Regions from separate parts of the Mus musculus genome. Here region 1 is linked to region 2. A link is a contact called in ENCODE Hi-C or POLR2A ChIA-PET data. All regions are on one chromosome and are shown on one strand. Each heading gives the region's core, a stretch centred on a gene start or an enhancer-like site at or near the end of the contact. The rest is flanking DNA. Distances are from core to core; before and after follow the strand shown.

The links. Hi-C counts contacts between places; a loop is a spot of excess contacts on that map. ChIA-PET counts read pairs that join two places held with the same protein, here RNA polymerase II (POLR2A).
Region 1: a loop to region 2 is called in a map of gastrocnemius, with 2.2 times the contacts of the local background. The contact joins the promoter of Ampd3 here to the enhancer-like site in region 2. A Hi-C loop is called at or near these places in 4 of 37 maps with a recorded cell type or tissue (gastrocnemius, heart and left cerebral cortex). POLR2A ChIA-PET finds 5 or more read pairs at or near these places in 4 of 5 experiments (Patski and embryonic stem cell).

Annotation. Positions count from the first base shown.
Region 1 is chr7:110,766,049-110,769,462 of GRCm38, reverse strand. Ampd3 (adenosine monophosphate deaminase 3) reads right to left here and starts at 1,257. Exons shown (of 15, transcript NM_001276301.1): 1 at 1,084-1,257. It also overlaps B430319F04Rik.
Region 2 is chr7:110,729,513-110,732,579 of GRCm38, reverse strand. No RefSeq gene overlaps it. Among named protein-coding and RNA genes, the nearest start is that of Gm39068, 8.6 kb to the left of the region's middle. Within about 2 kb of position 1,364, at least 1 of the 3 ENCODE cell types and tissues checked has a DNase peak (open chromatin) inside an H3K27ac peak, as active enhancers do; it is heart, where a contact is called at or near this core.

The sequences.
Region 1 (3,414 bases), core at 8-2,507, 37 kb before region 2:
ACTCCCGTTAGAAAACATCTACTAAGGGGCCTCTCAAACTTGCATCACAGGCCTCTGCCAGCCTAGACCAGCCATTAGCAGATCTGCTCTTAAAGCAGCTGCAGGAAGTTCAAGGGCGGAACCAACCTACTACAGCACAAGGGTGTACTCCCAGTGACTTGCCCAGTGACAGGAGGTAAGAAAGGGGTCCTCAAACGGACTCATCATCTGGTCCATACCTCTGCCTCCACCTAGAAGTTCACCCCAGCCCAACACACCCAGTGAGGCTCAGGCACCTAGAAACTTGTCCAGGAGCTCAAAAGCTAGCATGCCCGGTTCCTTTAATTTCCCTAAATCTTGAGATTTTTCTCTAAGCCAGGAACCAGAGGTGCTGCAGGCTCACCAGAGGCCAGGACCCAGGCCACCGCTGGGTAGGGACGGGGAACAGGCTCTGGAGGTGGGAGCTGCGGAGGTTCTGGTCTCTGAGCACAGAGGGGACTGGGCACAGAGCGCCGGCCCAAGGTCAGCGGCGCAGCATCGCGCGCACTCACCGGATTCGGAGGGCAGGGCCATGGGGGCCGGCTGCCGGGCTGGAGCGCAGGTGCCGCGCCGGGCAGGGCGCACAGGGCAGCGGCAGCAGCGCACTGACGCCTGCGCGGCCCGGTACGTGGAGCTGGACCCGACCAGGCCGCGCTTGCAGCCCGTGCCCGCCCCGCAGGAGCCCGCGACTGGTGGGGACCAGGCTGAGCGCTGTGCGGCAGGGCCCGGTGGCGGGGCAGAGAGCCTGTGCAGCGGGATCGCGCACTACCTGGAGGACCCGAAGCTACCCGAGGCGCTGGGCCGCGCTGCCAGCAGGAAACCTAAGCACCCGGGCGCGGCAGCCTCCCTGTCCTCGGCCGGAAGCGAGTCCGGCTCCACCCGGGCTCCGTGGGGCCGCGACACTGTCCCGGGTCAGATGCCAGCAGGGATACCCGCTCTGAGCCTCCCTACCACCAATCTAGCTGCTGCGCCTCGAGGTGTTTGCCCACCTCCTCCTCCCCTCCCAACCAGGACTTTCCCCAAAAAACGAGATTCTAGAGGCATGGTTCCCTCCACGACACTTACTCTTGGTAGCTAAACCGACCAGCAAGCGTTGGTTTTCTCCAGGTGTTGGACCGGTCCCTTGAATCACCTTCCCGCCCCTCCCAACACACACGGGCGCGCGCGTGTACACACACACACACACACACACACACACACACACACACACACACACACACACACACACACACACTTCCTTGCTTCCCAGCCTTCTGCGGTCTAGTTTCTATGCCAGCCCCTCAAAGTCCGGAATGACCTCTGAGTTGCCAAGGCCAGCGGGAGCTTTCTGTGCACCCTTGCTCACCTCTTCCCAGCACTGCAGCCTGCTGACCACGCCTTCCTTCCTGGAACACAGCTCCCAAAGTTAGCACTGGGTGTCTGCCGCCGCTGGCTTCCACAGACTTCCACAGAGTGACCGGTTTCTTAGCCTCCATGGCCTGGTTTTCCATTATGCTGCTCCTGCTCCGAGGAGTCTCGGGATGCCAGCTCCCTGGATCATTTCTGGAGCTAACTCAGAGAATCCAGGCCCATCCAGGTGGTTTTAATGGCCTCCTGCCTGCTGATAAGCTAGTAAACTCTTAGGCCCAGAATACTCTAGAGCGGCAGGTGCATCTCAACCAGAGATTCCTAGGCCCAACTCCTAATTGCCTGCTGGTGGTTTTAGTCTTGACCAGTGACCTCACCCAAGCACCCCCACTTTAAGCCACACTGGGGAGCCACCTTTTGACTTGTGCCTCTTTCACAGAGTTACTGCTACTGTGAGTTTTCATTCACTTCACAGCTGTCTCATTTAAGCACCAAATTTTATTCTTTCTACTTCATAGCCTGATGCTTGCAATCTACATATTTATCAATGATACTCACATGACTGCTAATATACATTACATAGCACACTTAAAATGTTAAAGATGTGATAAAAATGAAGCAATAATTTAAAAATACGACAGGATCTCACTATGCAGCCCTGGCTCACCTGGATTTTGCTATATGGACCCTCCTTCTGCCTCCAGACTGCTGGGATTAAAGGCACATACCATCAACCCAGAAAATTATTTTCCTTTTAATGAATAGTATGCTGCATCTTTTTCTTCTTGCTTTAAAGTTGCCCATGATCGGCTTGGTGAAAGAACCGTGATTAAACTAGTTTGCTAGGCCAGGCTTGGTGGTCCATGCCTTTGATCCCAGCACTCAAGCAGCATACAGCTATCTTTGAGTTTGAGACCGGCCTGGTCTACAAAGCAAGTCCAGGACAGCCAGGGCTCTGTTATACAAAGAAACCCTGTCTAACAGAAAAACAAACAAACAGAAACAGAAACAAAAAGCTAGCTAGTTTGCTGAACCTTAATTTTTTTTAGATTTATTTATGTGCATGAACCTTTTGTTCCCATATATGTCTGTGCATACCTGTGTATTTGGTGCATGAGGAAGTCAAAAGAGGGCATTGTCTCCCCTAGAACTGGAGTTATGAGTGTTATACGTCACCGAGTAGATTCTGGGAATGGAACTTGGATCTTCTGCAAGAACAAGTACTCTTGACTGCTGAGCCATCTCTCCAGGACTCTGGCTGTTGTTATTTGTTTCCTAAGAAGATAGATACCCAAAGATAAACAGAACTCTGTCTCTGCACTTATTAAATTATAATTCTGCTCAAATAGCACCTCCCAATTCTGTAAATGTGAAGGGTCACAGGAAAATGATTTTGTCTGAAATCAATGTTCTCAGTGAGTATTTCGTCAACTATCCTTGCAATTATTTTTAAAATATGTGACATTTTAAATTTGAGATAGTGAATCTGTAAGATTATAAAAAGTATGCTTCTGATGTAGACATCCCTGGTCTAGACTGTCACCTGAAGCCATGTTGACATCTGAGAGCTGTGCAGAGCTGGCCCTGTTTCTCATCAGATGCAGCAACTGGAAGAGCTGGCCCTACCCCTCGCCTGGGCAAAAAGCTGACCAACTCAGCTTCCATCCAGGCCCAGACCCAGTACTTTGAGTTGGCCCACCCCAACATCTACCCCATCTATGAACTGCTAGAACATGTGAAGGGGCCAGTCCTACAGATCCAAAGCTGCAGGATCTCTAAAACACAGGGCCTCAACATAGTATCCAAGAGGAGTCCAGGTGAGGAGCCAGTATCTATAGTGTAGCAGAAGCCAGAGACCTTGAACCAGATCATTTGCAAGTAAAGATGGTGGGCAAAAAGATACAATGTGGTACCCAGTGTGACACATCACAGCTTCCACAGCAAGATGGTTTCTCTTTGTTTGGCTGGTTGGTTTGGTTGTATTCTTTGGGCCAAGTGCAAGGGCAGATATGGAGGGACAGGGAAATAAGTGGGATTGGGGTGCATGGT
Region 2 (3,067 bases), core at 115-2,614:
CCACCATGACAATAACGGGCTAGACCTCTGAAATGGTCTTTTTATAGGTCTATGCTTTCTTTTTATAGAGTTGCTGCGGTCATGGTGCCTCTTCAGAGCAGCAGCTGGCAGCAGGGTCTCTTGTCACTGACAGCTTCTAGGGTTTCTCCTCTCTCTGCCTCACCTCTTCTCAAAGGCACGCTGGGATTACAGATGGGCACTACTGAGTCCAGTCGACTGGGGACTGACACAGGTCCTCATGCTTGCACGGCAAGCACTTTACCCACTGAGCTGTCAGCTGCTCCTTTCCCTCCTTAAGCTGCTCTTGTCAAGTATTTTACCACAGCAAAGAGAACAGTGTCTAACTTACTGCCTGCAACTTCATTCCTTACTGAGTCATAAACAGCCTGCTGCCAGCCCAGCCCAGAAACGTGAGCGCACCCTCACCTCTCCTGCAGAAGCCAGTCATGCCTCCTTCCCCCAAATCCATTTCCCTCATCTGCAAAGTGTGGAAGATGGCATGAGAAAGAACACCGAGGCCCAGGCTCTGGACACGCCTCTTAGATGTGCGGTTTCTGTAAGGGCTCAGAGTTTTCTTAAATGGATCTGTAAAAATAGCTTTTATTCCCAATTACACATTTGTTTTAATATACACATAAACGGAGGTAGCATTTTACTGCGGTGATCATGTCCCATTGATGCTCCAGGGACATGGCCTGTTCAGTCCTAAATACTCATCTGGCCATACCCAGCTACTAGCAGACCGCCTAATGTCCTTTGTGTGAGAGATGGAGGCTGCAGCATTAGCATCTCAGGCCAGGGCCCCAGGGGTCCATGCTGCAGAGTTCAGCTGCCAGCTGCCTGAAGCTCCACAGCAGGCCACAAAATCCTGGGCTCCAGAGAGGTCCCCTTCCTGGACCTCAAACTGTCTTTCCCCATAGCACTTATCCTCTGGAGTCACATGAGAGGAAACCTGAGAATTGAAACTCCCTGCTGTGAGGACTCACAGAGGAACAGCCTGGCCGCCGACCTCCATAAGTAGTCCCTGGCTGCTTTGAGAACTCAGCATGCTGTGTTCATGGCTGTCCCCTGAGATAGGTTGCTGGTTTCTCTCCTTGTTCCCAGAGCAGAGGCCTGGGCAGGTCCTCAGGGTCAAGGCTGGGGCAGAGGTCTCACTCCCTTTGCTCTTTGCTTTGCTCTCTCTGCCTCCATCCTGGGCCAGAGTCCTTTTTTGTCTCCCTGACCTTGTCCCTGCCCTGGTCCTCATTACTCTCTGCCCTGTGGTGTTACAAGATTCCCTCCTTGGTTTCCATCCCCCTCCACCCTCTGGTTTCCTGTCAGTAAACACAATCCATTCTGGAGTGTAACAACAGGCCAGTATCCCAAATGGACAAGGGCCCCTGAGGACAGGCAGTGGAGCTGGCTATAGCTTCTAAGTTTCCAGTCAGGCCTGGATGGTCCCCCTACTGAACTAAAGACACTATCCGCATCTAGTCTGGACTATGCCTTGTGTGAGATTCTAGGGGGACAGCTTCGGGAAACACACAGCATGGCCCAGTCCCCGAGAGGAGGCAGGTCCAAGAAGCTGAAATTATCATGGTCAGCTGCACACCAAGGCACCTGGAGAATGGACAAGGGGAAGGGAAGGAAAGAAAGGAGAGAGGAAGAAATCAGGGTGGCCACCCTGCTATGACCTTGACTCTCCAACATCTCTCTGTGGTATCAATTTCTGATTTGAAGAGAAACTCCCAGTCACAAGATCAACAGAGTTCACTTGAGTTCTAGACAGGGAGAGGGATGCGAACAAGACAAGATGAATCCCAAAACTCAGGGACAGCAAGTCCAAGACAGAGATGTCTGTGGATATTTATAAGTGAGAACTGTAACTGATGTGTAGAAACTCAGAGACCCACCCGAGCATCCCACAAAGCAAGCTACTTCCCTAGCCTGTACCCTTGATCCTAGGGGAAGTGAGGCGGTGCCCGAAGAGCTCCTACTCTAAGTCTTAGATAGTTACCTAACAGATGTCTTTGTATAGACCTCATCCGTAAGCAAATTTGATGGCTAGAGTGGTAGTGCACACCCGTGAACCCCAGCGCTGGAGACGCAGAGGCAGAGGATTGATGGTTTCAGGCTAGCTTGGAAAACAAAGCAACAACCCTGTCTCGACAACAAAATAAAAACACCACAGATTTTGGCCTATGTCTATAGACTTAGTCCTTAGGATGCTGAGGCAGCAAGATCATTTGACTCTAGGATAGCAGTACACGCCTGGGAAACACAGGGAAACTGTCTCAAACAAACAAGAGAGACAATAAAATCAGAGCTTAGTTAACTGAGACCCTTGGTGCCTGTAGCCTGCTGTGCTTGCATGTGGTCCAAAATATGCTAGGGTAGCTGAGAGGTCAGCTGAGAGGTCAGTCCTTTATGAGGCGGGACCTAGCAGGAGACTCTTAGGTCTCTGGGGAAGCTGCCCTTATAAGAGATTAAGGTAGGTCTTATGGGGCCCCTGGGGTCTCGAGAGAGTTACGCGAATGAGCCTGAGGCCCGCATGGTGGTTCACACCTGGATTCCTAGCACTCAAGAAGCAAAAGCCGGAGGATTGCTGCAGGTCTGAGGCCAGCTCTAACTACACAGTGAGTTCCAGGCCATCCTGGGCTACCTCGTGAGACACTATCAAACAGAGCAAAAAAGACCCACTTCTTAATTTAAGATCCAATCCCTTCCTTCCACATGCTCCTCCAGTTGATGCCATCCAATGGGCCCCCCAGTCTTGGACTTCCACCCCAGAATGTGAGCTAAACTGCCTATCTTTCCTTTACAGAGTTAGCCTGTCCCAGGAAAGCAAGCCTGACTAACACAGTTCCTGACACGATTTTATGTCTATCTCTGGCCCTCTCTTACTGTTTTAGTTGTGCCTGGACCCTAATGGTTTCTGAAAGCTAATTTGAAAGTCAAATTCAGAAGACTGGAAGTGTAACCGTCCAACTGTGCTAAGAACAGTACTCAGCTTCTTCAAATGCTGAAAGGACGGCTGGGGTTCATTCAAAGCGCATAGGAGCTGAGAGCCTGCAACAAAACGTAAAGG